Linked DNA regions of Homo sapiens: regions 2 and 3 are each linked to region 1. Evidence: chromatin contacts called from ENCODE Hi-C or POLR2A ChIA-PET data. All regions are on one chromosome and are shown on one strand. Each heading gives the region's core, a stretch centred on a gene start or an enhancer-like site at or near the end of the contact. The rest is flanking DNA. Distances are from core to core; before and after follow the strand shown.

What was found. Hi-C counts contacts between places; a loop is a spot of excess contacts on that map. ChIA-PET counts read pairs that join two places held with the same protein, here RNA polymerase II (POLR2A). Pooled maps may share reads with other maps.
Region 2: a pooled map shows a loop between it and region 1 (3-fold over the local background). The contact joins the promoter of CBL here to the promoter of IFT46 in region 1. A Hi-C loop is called at or near these places in 1 of 37 single-sample maps with no recorded cell type and 7 of 50 pooled maps.
Region 3: a loop to region 1 is called in a pooled map, with 3 times the contacts of the local background. The contact joins the promoter of HMBS here to the promoter of IFT46 in region 1. A Hi-C loop is called at or near these places in 2 of 168 maps with a recorded cell type or tissue (ascending aorta and naive thymus-derived CD4-positive, alpha-beta T cell), 1 of 37 single-sample maps with no recorded cell type and 7 of 50 pooled maps. POLR2A ChIA-PET finds 5 or more read pairs at or near these places in 3 of 52 experiments (A549, HEK293T and naive thymus-derived CD8-positive, alpha-beta T cell).

What each region holds. Positions count from the first base shown.
Region 1 is chr11:118,563,645-118,568,329 of GRCh38, reverse strand. It overlaps IFT46 (intraflagellar transport 46), which reads left to right and starts at 2,399. Exons shown (of 12, transcript NM_001168618.2): 1 at 2,399-2,540; 2 at 3,269-3,365. It overlaps LOC124902764 (a long non-coding RNA gene), which reads right to left and starts at 3,269. Exons shown (of 4, transcript XR_007062907.1): 1 at 2,956-3,269; 2 at 2,625-2,718; 3 at 2,044-2,128; 4 at 1-252. RefSeq lists an enhancer at 2,127-2,356.
Region 2 is chr11:119,204,213-119,208,897 of GRCh38, reverse strand. CBL (Cbl proto-oncogene) reads right to left here and starts at 2,559. Exons shown (of 16, transcript NM_005188.4): 1 at 2,286-2,559. The coding sequence starts at 2,480. RefSeq lists silencers at 2,042-2,101, 2,292-2,481, 2,552-2,941, 2,982-3,051.
Region 3 is chr11:119,082,913-119,087,597 of GRCh38, reverse strand. HMBS (hydroxymethylbilane synthase) reads right to left here and starts at 2,717. Exons shown (of 14, transcript NM_000190.4): 1 at 2,532-2,717. The coding sequence starts at 2,564. RefSeq lists enhancers at 2,440-2,489, 2,419-3,116.

The DNA.
Region 1 (4,685 bases), core at 1,150-3,649:
GATCCACCTGCCTCGGCCTCCCAAAGTCCTAGGATTACAGGCGTGAGCCACTTCACCTGGCCCAATTTTAATTTTTGTTACAAAAAGCAGACATATTTTAAGAAACATGGAACAAATTCTTATTTTTTTAGAAAAGTAAAAATCCTGTTAGAAACTATTGCCTTATTGTAGCACCTTCCAGGGCTTCCAACTTGGATCTCAGAAGCTCAGCAAAGACCAGTTGATGCTGCTTCTTCGGAAATATAACGGTAGCTGAATTAAACCACAGAAGAAAAAGCAACCCTGTAAGCATGCTTCTTGAGGAGTCCCATAGTGGCAGTATCTTATAATGGTTAAAAGCAGAGACTTAGGAATCAGACTGACCTGTGTTTGGCTGCTATTTTCAGCGCTTATTATGAGTGACTTTAGGCAAGTTACTTTAACTGTCTAAGCCTCAATTACTTAATCTGTAGATTGGCAGTAACATCTATCTCATAAGGTTGTGAAGTAAATTAGATGATATAATCTAAGTGCTCCCCACAAAAAAACTAAGTGCTCCTACATAGTAAGTACTGCACATTACATATCCACTATTACGAGCAAAACAGATCACAAATTTTTTTTTAAATGCAGTTCTATTTTTAACTATCAGTATGCCAGAAAAGCTGTCTCTCATTTTTTAAAGGCACTTTCCTTGTTTACCTCTGGTAGGTTTTCAGGGTCAAATTTCCAATATTATTTTCTTTTTAAAATGTATTGCTATTATTATTATTTTGAGACGGAGTCTCGCCCTGTCGCCCAGGCTGGAGTGCAGTGGTGCGATCTCGGCTCACCACAACCTCCACCTCCCGGGTTCAAGCAATTCTCCTGCCGCAGCCTCCTGAGTGGCTGGGATTACAGGCGCGCGCCACCATGCCTAGCTAATTTTTGTATTTTTAGTAGAGACGGGGGTTTCACCATGTTGGTCAGGCTGGTCTTGAACTCCTGACCTTGTGATCCACCCACCTTGGCCTCCCAAAGTGCTGGGATTACAGGCGTGAGCCACCGTGCCCGACCAAAAAATTATTATTGTTATTATTCATTATTTATATTTGAGATGGGGTCTTGATCTGTTGCCCAGGCTGGAGTGAATGCAGTGGCCCAATCTCGGTTCACTGCAACCTCTGCCTCCCTGGCTCAAGCAATCCCCCCGCCTCAGCCTCCCGAGTGGCTAGCACTATAGGTGCGTGCCACCACACCTGGCTAATTAAAAAAAATTTTTTTTTTATTTTTAATAGAGTGGAGGGGGGCGGTTCTTGCTATGTTGCTCTAGCTGGTCTCAAACTCCTGAACTCAAGCAATCGTCCCACCTCTACCTCCTGAAGTGCTGGGATTACAGGTGTGAGCCACCGCACCTGGCCTCCAATATTTTATGTTTCTCTCTCCCTGACTTCCCAAATTAATTATGTCCACAGTTTGAAAATATTTGTTCCTTACATCTCCATTCACTCATTCCTCGATTCATCCACCCAATGAGCATTGTTAGTGTCTAATTTCTGCAATACACTGGTGTTACAAAGCTTAAAAATTAATTAGACACAGGTCTTGCTTTAAATAAGTTAAAAGTCTACTTTAGCAAATAAGAAAGACAGGACACAGAGTGAAAAAAAATTTTTTTTGAGACGGAGTCTCGCTTTGTTGCCCAGGCTGGAGTGCAGTGGTGCGATCTCGGCTCCCTGCAAGCTCCGCCTCCTGGGTTCATGCCATTCTCCTGCCTCAGCCTCTCGAGTAGCTGGGACTACAGGCGTCCGCCACCACGCCCGGCTAATTTTTTGAATTTTTTAGTAGAGACGGGGTTTCACCGTGTTAGCCAGGATGGTCTCGATCTCCTGACCTCGTGATCCGCCCGCCTTGGCCTCCCAAAGTGCTGGGATTACAGGCGTGAGCCACCGCGCCCGGCCCACAGAGTTAAATTTGAACCTCAGATACCCAAGGAATAATTTATTGCTATAAGTATGTTCCATTCCATGGCACCCTGTGGAGGGGAAAGACTATAGTGTAATATAGTGCTAGAAAAGGACTTACAGAGTGCTGCGAAATTTCCCCTGGAATGTGTCTACATCCTGGTAAGACTGATCTGGGAGCAACTGCATCCCCAGAGATTGTTGTCCTAGGGGAACAAACGCACACCTTGTTTCCAGATTGAAGGGCTAACTCTACACCAGCCCGAAATTTATCAGCCGCGTTGCCACCCATAGCCGCTAGATGCCGCAACAGACGTATTTACTGAAACCATAGACAAACAGGCGACTTGGCCGCCCAGAGAGGCTTTATCCGTGACTCCTTGATCTTCTTCCTGCGTGGAGAGCCTTCGCGGGTGAGGCTTAACGCGCAGGAGGTCTCACGAGAGTGGAAGCAACTCTCGCGAATTTTAAAATTTATCTTTTTGCCTAGCGACTGACAACAGGCTGGTTGCTTGGCGTGGAATCCTAAAGTGGCCTGGCTTTGAGACTGGAGTGAGACCCCAGCCCTAGGCTGGGGTTCTTTCCATTATAGAGGAGACGGATTCAGAAGGGCTACAGGTAATTAGTACTCATCCCAGCAAAAAGGGAACTGTCTTTCTAGAGAGGCTTAAGAGGACTCCCCTTTACCCCATTCCCGGTTACCTCTTCCAATCTCCGTGGTAACTGTTCCTTCGTCACCTCACCACCAACCGTCCTGCTTCCTTTATTCCCCCAAGAAACTTAGGTGGGATCCTATCTGCAAGATAAGGGTGAAAGTGGAGGTGATGATTTTGGGATTATCGGATGGGACTGAGAGACTGGAGTTTCCCCTCTCTTCGGGGACCCTCCCACCCTACCCCGCCTCAGCCCACCCCACCCCACCCCACCCCACCCCACCCCACCCCACCCCAGAGGTGACTCCAGAGACAGAACTCTTTCTAGAACCTCTACAGCCTTCCCTGAGAAACCTCAACAGCCTTGGCCATCTACATACAAATAGTGTTCTGCCCTTGCGCGTGGTCGTACAGCTTTGGGAAGCTGCAGAAGTTGGCTCTCTTTCCCTCCACGATTCCCTGGTTCCTCAGCCAGCCTGCCAGCAGTTCCTAAATAAGGGCTGCAACAGAATGACTTAACTGCTTGACCGAGGGCCAGGAAGCCTGAAGGAAAGTTTGGATGGGGTGATGGTTTTGTGAAAAACTGGTTTCTTGAGTAAGGAAGAGGAGCCAATGCTGGTTTGGAATATACCTCCTGGCAGAGTGCTTTATGTCTCATGATAGGAGCTATGAATTATGTCTCCCTTTGCTTAGACCAAGGTTGTTGAAAACCAGACATATGATGAGCGTCTAGAGATTAACGACTCCGAAGAGGTTGCAAGTATTTATACTCCAACCCCAAGACACCAAGGTAAGAGAGGAAAGAAGAGAAATGCTACTGAAAGAGCAGGATGGATTCACGGTTGTCTTCAAGAAGTTCTTATTTTATAATAGCAAATGTTGACTTTCAGCGTCAATTTACTTCACTTGCCATTGTTTGTTTTCTGACTAGTTAAGGGGGAGAAATCATAGCCTTCCAAATTACAGGATCTTCCCCCAATCCAACCCTGTCACCATTTACTTCATGTTACTGCTTTGCTCACTGTCTGCCAGGAATTCACTGTTCTTTTTCTTTTTCTTTTCTTTTTTTTTAACTTATGTTTTTCCTAGCTTTGAAGATGCTTCATAACCTCCCCTTAGCCTGCAACCCCAACCAAAATCACAGTGGAATGTTTTTAAAGGACTGAACACTATTTATTTATTCAACAAACTTTTTTTTCTTAATTTTATAGAGACGAGGCCTCGCTATGTTACCAAGGCTGATCTTGAACTCCTAGCCTCAAGCAGTCCTTCCGCTTTGGCCTCCCAAAGTGCTGGGATTATAGGTGTGAGCCATCGTGTCTGGCCAACAAGCATTTTAAAATGCCTACTGTGTGCCAGCCTTATGCCTGGCACTTGGGTAAATAGTGTTAAATGACACAATGTCCCTGCCATCCCGATGCTGGTAATCATGGGAGGCAGATGACAAATGAGTAAACACATGCCAAATGTGGTAAGTGCACACTGATGGAGGCAGATTGTTTGCTGTTAAGGAGAATAACAGTGAGGAAGGAGACCCACTTTTTTTTTTTTTTTTTTTTTTTTTTTGAGACAGAGTCTCACTCTATCACACAGGCTGGAGTGCAGTGGTGCGATCTTGGCTCACTGCAATCTCCGCCTCCTGGGTTCAAGTGATTCTCCTTCCTCAGCCTCCCGAGTAGCTGGGATTACCACACCCAGCTAATTTTAGTATTTTTAGTAGAGACGGGGTTTCACCATGTTGGCCAGGCTGGTCTCGAACTCCTGACCCCAACTGATCCACCTGCCTCGGCCTCCCAAAGTGCTGGGATTACAGGTATGAGCCACCGTACCTGGCCAGAAACCCACTTTTGATAGGGTGGTCAGGGAAGACCTAAAGGGGTGACATGTAAGACTGATAGATGGCAGGGATCCAGACACTGAGGAAAAGTAGACCAGGAAGAGGAAACAGTATGTGAGATGTGAAAAACCTTGAAGCCTGAAAGAACTTGGCTTAGTTTGAGGACCTGAAAGAGACCAGCTTATGGTAGAGGGGACACTACCGTATGATATGGTCAGATCAGAGAGGTAGGGCAGGAAGCACAATAAGCAGAGCTTTGGAGGCTGTGTTGCT
Region 2 (4,685 bases), core at 1,310-3,809, 640 kb before region 1:
GAGTCCTCTTTATTCTTCCCAAATAATTAAACATTCTGCAGAATAAATCAAAATTCAATACACATACTTTAAATAGATGAAGGAGTAAGACTTAAGGGAGGATTTTATTTGGGCTACCTTGTAGAATAGGACTATCTACAACTTACTCTGTATTTATAGAAACACTTTAATAAGAATACAGAATACTCTTATTCTTTAAGAATACAGGGCCAGGCCCAGTGGCTCACACCTGTAATCCCAGCACTTTGGGAGGCCGTGGCGCATGGATCACCTGAGGTCAGGAGTTCGAGACGAGCCTGGTCAACATGATGAAACCCCGTCTCTACTAAAAATACAAAAAATTAGCTGGGCGTGGTGGCGCGCACCTGTAATCCCAGCTACTCGGGAGGCTGAGGCACGAGAATGTCTTGAACCCAGGAGGCGGAGGTTGCAGTGAGTCGAGATCGCACCATGCACTCCAGCCTGGGTAACAAGAGCGAAAAACTCCGTCTCAAAAAAAAAAAAAGAATACAGAATACAGAAACTCTTTAGTAAACAGATTATTCTTAAGCAGAGGCCACTAATCAACACAATTTTGATTGTACTGCACCCACATGTCTGATACGAGACACTCATTAGAAAAGTATTTTTTCTATGCCAGAGTAAAATTTGTAGTCCTTAACGATAAATCCCTAAAAAGCAAACTAACAAACTTTAGCATTTGAATATCTTCGATGTGTTTTTTTTAAAGGAGTCGACACATTTAAAGTTTCCTTTACACACCTAAACTTTCTGTAAGGATTTTATTATAATTTCTAACAATAAAATTAGTACTACACCACCAATATAATCAACACACGAATACTTGTGTCATTAATTACAATACCAATTATTTAACATGAGAAAAGCCAGCCCTAAAAAGGTGGCTATGAAACCACTGGCATGCACTACTGGAGTGTTAATTCACACACAGGACTTATTAAGCATTTAAATTGCACATTACATTGGCTAAGTGCTTCATAATCATTTTATTAGCGGTTTCTAGTCCAAAGCAACCCATGAAGAACTTTACAGAAGAGGAACCGAGGCCCAGGGAGGAACCAAAGAAAACCAAATTTTACCCTGGAGGAAATAACACCATTCTCTTAAAACGTGCCAGATACTTCTAATCACTTTTCATACGCAATATGAATTTTGTCAAAGTAATTAATTAAAGAATATGAAAAATACCAAGAAAACGTATTGAATTCTGACAAAGCGTCCGACTGCTTAAACAGTTAAATACTTGAGACTGACTACATTTCATCATATAGACACAACTATAAGGAAGTAAAATTCTCCCAAATGACAAACTTAGTGGCTAAATATAAAGGAGTTATTTTTGTTCGCACTTGCAAAAAGCAAACAAACAAAAAAGCGTAATCAAAGAAGCTCAACGAACAAGTTTAAAGTCAGGACCTGTAATAAGGAGTCAGAACCGTTACCAGAAAAAAAGAACCCAGCTCAAGCGATGTAGTAGGGAGGAAGTTATTAAGAAGTCAGAATCTGCTGCTGCTTAACAGGCTCAGCCAGTCCATCTTTCAGAAGATAATAGTTCTAACCAGAACTTGTGGTTTAATCAGTGCATATCTCAGCACCAGCAATGGATCACATCCAGTGTTTCTGAGGGTAACAAAAAACTTGAGCCGGCGCTAGATGGGGAGGAAAGTTCTTTCCTTGCCTCACTTAAACATCAATATGTCTTTTATCTTCGTGTTACATCTTAATGAGAAAGGACTATACTCTCACCCAGAGCACAGCTTCCCTGAGAGCTGTCCTGACCCCAGCCAGGTTCCTCAGTCAGAGCCCATGAACCTAATTCCCTAGTCAGATCTCACCCAGCCAAGAGCCCCAGCCGGTACATCACTCTTCCTCACCCCCTCCCTGCTAACCTCCCAGGCCAATTCCGTGACCTACATCCCTACACCCTGCACAGAGCCCCAAACTCCGCACCCCTCATTGTACTTCCGCCCCACTGACTTCCCAGTTAACCTTCGCCCCAGCCCCCACTCCATCTTTGTCTGGCTACCCCAAACGCGGCACCCCAGCGTTCCCCGACTCCCAACGGCAGCCCCTCCCCCACGCCGCCCCCCACCCTCCCGGCCTCGTCCCTGCCCCCACGCCCCCGGCCGGTCACCCCGGCTCCGCGCCTCCCCGGCTTCACCAGACCCGTCCCCTCCCCCGCTTCCTCCGTCCGCTCGTTCCCCTCCCCGCGGCCCTCCGCCCACGCCCACCCTGCAACAGCGGGCGCTCAGCCGGCCTTTCACCTTGTCCATGAGCTTCCAGCACTTCTCCACCATCTTCTTGTCCACCGTCCCCGGCGGGTGGGGGCTGAGGTGGTGGTGGTGGTGGTGGTGCGGCTGGAAGGCGTCCTTCATGAGCCCAATCAGGCCACCCGAACCCGAGCCCCCGGAGCCGCTGCCGCCCCCGGCCCCAGAGCTCTTCTTCACGTTGCCGGCCATGGCCTGGGCAGGGTCGGAGCCCAGGCGGGTCCGCCGGCTCGGCTCGACTGCGAGCGAGGGAGAGAAGCAGGGCGTGAAGGAGGGGCCTCTCCCGGCCGCCGCCGCCGCCGCCGCCGCCGCCGCCGCCGGCTATCCGGGCGGAGGGAGGAGCGGCCGTGGGGAGGGGAGTGGGCGGCGCCGGGAGTGCGCGGGACGCGCCCCTTCAGAGCGCGCGAGCCCGGGGCGGGCGGGGCGCGTCCCGGAGGCGGACCGGCTTACTGGTAAGCTCGGGGAAGCGGCCGGCCGCGGCCGGACTGGGCAGCGACGATCCCCGGGCCACCGGCTTCGAGCAGCTCGCGTGCCCACAGCTCCCGGAAAGCCGCGGCCAGGTTTCTGTGCCCGTCTTCCCCGCCCCTACGCCGGGGCGGGGCGGGGCCAGGCTGGGGCGGGGTCGGCGGAACCTTTGGGCCTGCGCCCTCTGCTGGAGAAACGGGGAAAGGAGCGGCGGGGGGTTGGGGAGTAGGTCCAAGGTGGAGTCTGCGCAGTAGCCAGAAACCAAGACTTCCATGCTCCTTGTGGGCGGGAGGTTGGCGCTTCTGGGGTGGGTCATGGGAATGTTTAAATTAAGACAGGTGGCGATGGAATGGAAGAGTCCTGATGTCAAGTCTTTCCCCACCCCTGACAAATGAGGAAATCGAGCTTAGAGTTATTTGTTTATTTACACTGTGGGAGGATGGTGGGAGAAAAAGGAAAGTTATTTCTCCACCCCTTATTATTTTCAATTCTTCATTAAGACACGACCAAGGACAGGAATATGAATGCTGCGGCCCATTCCAGCCGGATTAGGCCCCAGAAAGCCTTGAGACACTCAAGCCAGGACCTCTTCTTCCAGGCCCTTTGACCTCTTGAAAAGAAATCACTTCCTTTTTTTATTTTTTATTTTTATTTTTTTGGCTTGTGAAGACTAGTTACGTTTCTGGGAATTGAATCTCAAACATGTATTTAAGATTCTCCTACTCAGAGCATTGCACCACAGGTCGGCGCCGCCAGCATGAGGGCCCCCTCAGAAGCTGACCTGCTGCTGGCTCCGCCCGAGGGGGTTCTCTCTCCCGCCCAGGGAACAGAAATGCTGTTCCTGGTCACTTCCACTTCTCAGTCAATTACACTTCTCTAATGTAAAAGTTCCGTTGGAAGAACTTTGAAAATAGGAACTTCCCTTCCAAAGAGGGAAGTGCCCTGCCCTAATTTACTAATTCTGAGCCTCAGTTTTGGGAGTTTGCAGACCCAGGTGTGTCAGTATCAGTTCCGCCTTCGATCCCCCTCCAGGCTCTTCCACAAAGCCCTTGACAGATTAGGGAGTTAAATTTATCCGGTGCTCCTGTAAAGGGGAAAATATCTTTGAATGCAGGGACCATTCAGACAGGCATCCTGGGTTTGCAATTTAATCGCCTTTATCTAGAATTGATTTTGGAGTCAACATTATAATTTACTATCAGAAGAATTTCCTTTTATCATTTTCCATCCAGGAAGAGAAGAATCTACAAAGGGAAAATCTAGGCAAAGCTCCATCCCTTAGTGCCAACACCTAGTTGCAGGTCCTCCGTTTCTTTTCCCTGGACTATTGAATATTGAAACCTTTTCCTGTGCCTTCAATTCATCCTGCCACCATAGGCTTCCTAAAGTATAGTTCAGACAGCATCGCAAAAAAACTTTAAACACCTCCCATTGCCTCGGGAATAAAATTGACAAGTTGCTCTAACTCCAAGCTAAACAACCTTGTAGTTTTATACTACTCCCTGGTACACATGTCTTATGCTAGCTGACTCACCAAGTCATCAAATACAATTATTTCTTTTTTATTTATTTATTTATTTTATTTTATTTTGAGACAGAGTCTGTCACCCAGGCTGGAGTGCAGTGGCACAATCTTGGCTCACTGCAACTTCTGCCCCCCGAGTAGCTGGGATTACAAGTGCCCGCCACCACACCTGACTAATTTTTGTATTTTTAGTAAAGATGAGATTTCACCATGTTGGCCAAGCTGGTCTTCAACTCCTGACCTGAGGGGATCTGCCCTCCTCAGCCTCCCAAAGTGCTGAGATCATGGGTGTGAGCCACCGCACCTGGCCAATTCTTTCTTTTCTCATCACCGTTACTCAGACTATTCCCTTATTCCATCTGCCTGAAGTATGCTTTAAAATCCAATCCATTCGGCCCAGCACAGTG
Region 3 (4,685 bases), core at 1,468-3,967, 520 kb before region 1:
TTAAGGACTGAGGTAAACGGATCTGACGTACAGTCCTGCTCAGCCTCTTGGCTGGGTGACCTTGGGTACACTGTCCCACCAGGATCTGTTTGTTCATCTATAAAATGAAAAGGTTGGACTCAGGTTTCTTCTGCCTCAGATGTTCCATAAGACTAGGAGGCTGCGCTGCCTAAAGTTCGTGCACCTAGAGTGCTGCCTCTGGTTTCACCAACATGGAAATATTAACAGGCCAGAGCCCAAGTCAAGAACTCAAGAGGACACGCCTCTTCCTCCTGCCAGAGTACCTTGGACAAAAGTATTCACTGCTAAGCACGTAGAACTGAATTCTTCAGTCTAAGACGGAGGTCCCATTTCTCTCTTTTTTTTTTTTTTTTTTTAGACAGAGTCTCACTGTTTTGCTCAGGCTGGAGTGCAGTGGCGTGATCTAGGCTCACTACAACCTCCACCCCTGGGTTCAAGCTGGAACTACAGGCATGTTCCACCATGCCCAGCTAATTTTCACATTTTTAGTAGAGACGGGGTTTCACTGTGTTGGCCAGGCTGGTCTCGAACTTGTGATCCTCCTGCCCCAGCCTCCCAAAGTGCTGGGATTACAGGCGTGAGCCACCACGCCTAGCCTGATCCCATTTCTTTCTACATCAGACAGTAGCCACTGTAGATACTGATACTGTCGACAGTCAACATTCCCTGATCTGGGATGTTCATCCTATGTAGTTCCTTTTTTTTTTTTTTTTGAGACAGAGTCTCCCTCTGTTGCCCAGGCTGGAGTGCAGTGGCATGTTCTCAGCTAACTACAACCACTGCCTTCCAGGTTCAAGCGATTCTCCTGACTCAGCCTCCCAAGTAGCTGGGACTACTACAGACGCACACCACCATGCCCAGCTAAAATATGTGTGTGTGTGTATATATATATATATATTTTTTTTTTTTTTCTTTTTTTGAGGGGGAGTCGCGCTCTGTCACCCAGGCTGGAGTGCAATGGCGCGGTCTCGGCTCAGTGCAACCTCCACCTCCCAGGTTCAAGCGATTCTCCTGTCTTAGCCTCCCAAGTAGCTGGGACTACAGGCGCATGCCACCACGTCGGCTAATTTTTTGTATTTTTAGTAGAAACGGGGTTTCACTGTGTTCCCTAGGCTGGTCTCGAACTCCTGAGCTCAGGCAATCCACCTGCCTCGGCCTCCCAAAGTGCTAGGATTACAGGCATGAGCCACTGTGCCCGGCCTAATTTTTATATTTTTAGTAGAGACGGGGTTTCACCATGTTGGTCGGGGTGCTATGGAGTTCTTTTGCACCCAGACATCTGGGGCCTCTATTGCCGAAGCAGGTGACAGCTTTCTGCCCTCAGACTCTGGTCTACTCCATGTGATCACTCCAATAAATTAACCCTGGGAGACCCTTTGCAAATTAGGCTAGGCTTGATATTAAACGTGGCCACCAAAATTCTGGGCCACAGGGAGCCCACAGAAAGGACTCTAAGGTCCCAGAACTACTAGGTTCAAACAATTCCTTAAGTTCATTGAATGTGCACAGCATATCCAAGTCAAACCGTTTCATTAAAAAATAAAACACTGAGCACTTCTATGTTGAAGCTATTGCTTTTGCATATTGTTGTCGTCTCAAAAATCCTATCAGGTGGACAAGACAGGCACCTTTGGGACCATGTTACAGAAGCAACGGGTGGCATCAAGGGATGAGGTGACTTGCCTAGGGTCACAGAGCTAATAACCGAAAGAGAGTTGGGGCCACAATTCAGATCTTCCTACTCCTAGTCCAGGGCTCTGGAATGACTGCAAGAGCAAAGATCCCAGCCCTCACCAACAGGCTGGACAGGGGGAGATTAGCAGCTCCCCATCTCTTTCTTATCTCGGCCTGGCAGTGGCCTCCACCAGCTCTGCAGTTTGTCTGTGCACAAGCCCAGGGCTCGGCAAGCAGGCTCGTAATGGAAAGGCCCACGGCGGCCTCCCACCCACGGTAGTAATTCAGTAGGTGTGTCACAGCTGGGGACTTGGAGCGTTGGCTGTGGCTGGGAGACCACTATAACACAAAAAGAAGGCGCACTTCTAAGACGTTTGTGTGCAGTTCGGAGGCTTGGCTGATACTCTCTCCTATGAATCAAAAGTGGAACGTGTCTTCCCAAAGGGGCCGTATCTGCATCCGCCTCAGCCCAGCCTCGAATGAAAGGACCCCGTCTGTGTAGACGAACGTTCTTGGTCTGGGTCACTAAATCTAGAGCCGTGCATCCCAGGCCTGATGGGAATCCCACCCAGATGCCCGCAGGGACCGGAGTTCCGTTCCAAACAATCCTTCCACTCTTAACCCAGTATCACCGCTCTCTGATTTCCCCATTCCTTCCGGAGGGCAACCGAGCTACTGGCCCTTTAAAAGCTACTCGGACCAAAAAAAAAAAAAAAAAAAAAAAAAAAAAGATAGCCGTTCTGACCAATAGACGACTGAGGATGGCAACCTGGGGCCAATCGCTGCACGGCTCGTCCAGAAGCCCAAAGTGTGCTGGTCACCGGCTCAGCACTCACCGCCGTTGCAGCCGCATTGCCGTTACCAGACATGGCTCCGCTTGGAAAGTAGGCTGTGTGTGGGTGCCGCTAAGGTCCCCCGGCCCCGGGAAGCCGGGGGCTCCGGCCGGCGAGTACCGGGGACACGTGGGACCCGAGGTCGTCCTACAGTCTGACTCCTGGTCTCCGCAGAGCCTCGCGTCACTTCCGGCGCCCTCCCTCGAAGGGGAGGTCCCTCCCTCTGGGCGGGAATTGGAACATTGCGACAGTGGACCTCCCCATTCGACCACCCCATTCCCCAGCTGTGACATGAGCAAGTAGTGCAGCTTCTATGGCGCTTCCTTTGCTCTGTTCAAACTTAGCTTTGCTACAACCTTGAAATAGGCAGCATTTTTCTTTTTGATACGGGGTCTCACTGTGTCCCCAGACTAGAGTGCAGCGGCATGACCACGGGTCACTGCAGCCTTGACCTCCCGGCTTCAGCGATCCCCCCACCTCAGCCTCCCAAGCAGCTGGGACTACAGGCGCACATCACCACGTGGGACTAATTTCTAGATTTTTTTATAGAGACAGCGGGGAGGTGGCCTCACTATGTTGCCCAGGCTAGTCTCGAACTCCTGGACTCAAGCAGTCATCTCGCCTTGGCCTCCCAAAGTGCTGGGATTACAGGCGTGAGCCACTGGCCCAGCCAGCATTTCAATTCTTAAAATGAGGAAACTGGTTCAGAGAGATTAAAGGTCATGCCTAAAGACAAGTAACTGAAGTGGGAGCACAAACGCTACATGTAGTGAGAAAAGGGCTTGTTAGGAAAAGTGCTTTCCCATGAACATAATTTTTTTTTTTTTTTTGAGACGGAGTTTCGCTCTTGTTGCCCAGGCTGGAATGCAATGGCACGATCTCAGCTCACTGCAACCTCCGCCTCCCGGGTTCAAGCAATTCTCCTGCCTCAGCCCCCCGAGTAGCTGGGATTACAGGCACGCACCACCACACCCAGCTAATTTTGTATTTTTGGTAGAGATGAGGTTTCTCCATGTTAGTCAGGCAGGTCTTGAACTCCTGACCTCAGGTGATTCGCCCACCTCGGCCTCCCAAAGTGCTGGGAGTACAGGCGTGAGCCACCGCGCCTGTAATCATGAACATAATTAACAATCATGATTATTAATAATCACCCAGCTAGGTGCAGTGGCTCACACCTATATTCCCAGCACTTTAGGAAGCCAAGGCAGGAGGATTGCTTGAGCCCAGGAGTTTGAGACCACCCTGGGCAACATGGTGAAAACCTCATCTCCACAAAAAATACAAAAATAGCCAGGTGTGGCGGCACACACCTGTAGTCCCAGCTATTCAGGAGGCTGAGGTGTGAGGATCGCTTGAGCCCAGGAGGTCGAGGTAGCTGTGAGCTGTGGTGGTGCCACTGCACTCTAGCCTGGATGACAGAGTGAGACGCCCATTTTTTTTTTTTTTTTTTTTTGAGATGGAGTTTCACTCTTGTTGCCCAGGCTGGAGTGCAATGGTGCAATCTCAGCTCACCGCAACCTCCACCTCCCGGGTTCAAGCAATTCTCCTGCCTCACCCTCCTGAGTAGCTAGGATTACAGGCACCTCCCACCACACCCAGCTGGTTTTTGTATTTTTAGTAGAGACGGAGTTTCACCATGTTGGTCAGGCTGGTCTTGAACTCCTGACCTCAGGTGATCCGCCCACCTCAGCCTCCCAGAGTGCTGGGAATACAAGCATGAGCCACCGCGCCCGGTGAGACCCTGTCTTAAGAAGAAAAAAAAAATCACCCATGTGCTCAGCACTGTACAAAGAACTGAACACCTATTTGATCCTTAGGCTTTCATAATAGCCACACAGCATAGGTGTTATAATCCCTAACGTACAGATGAAGACACAGGTTGAGGGGGAAAGGGTGGGAGCAGGGTGAGGGATAAGAGACTACACATTGGGTACAGTGTACACTGCTTGGGTGATGGGCACCAAATCTCAGAAATCACTACTAAAGAACTTATTCACATAGCCAAATACCAACTGTTCCCCAAAAACCCACTGAAAAAAATACATCTCAAAAAAAAAAAAAAAACATGTTGAGAAGGTAAGATGTGCCTTAAGTCAAACAGCACAACTAGGATTCAAACCCAGCTCAGTAGATGCAAAGTCTACTCATAGCATAGCA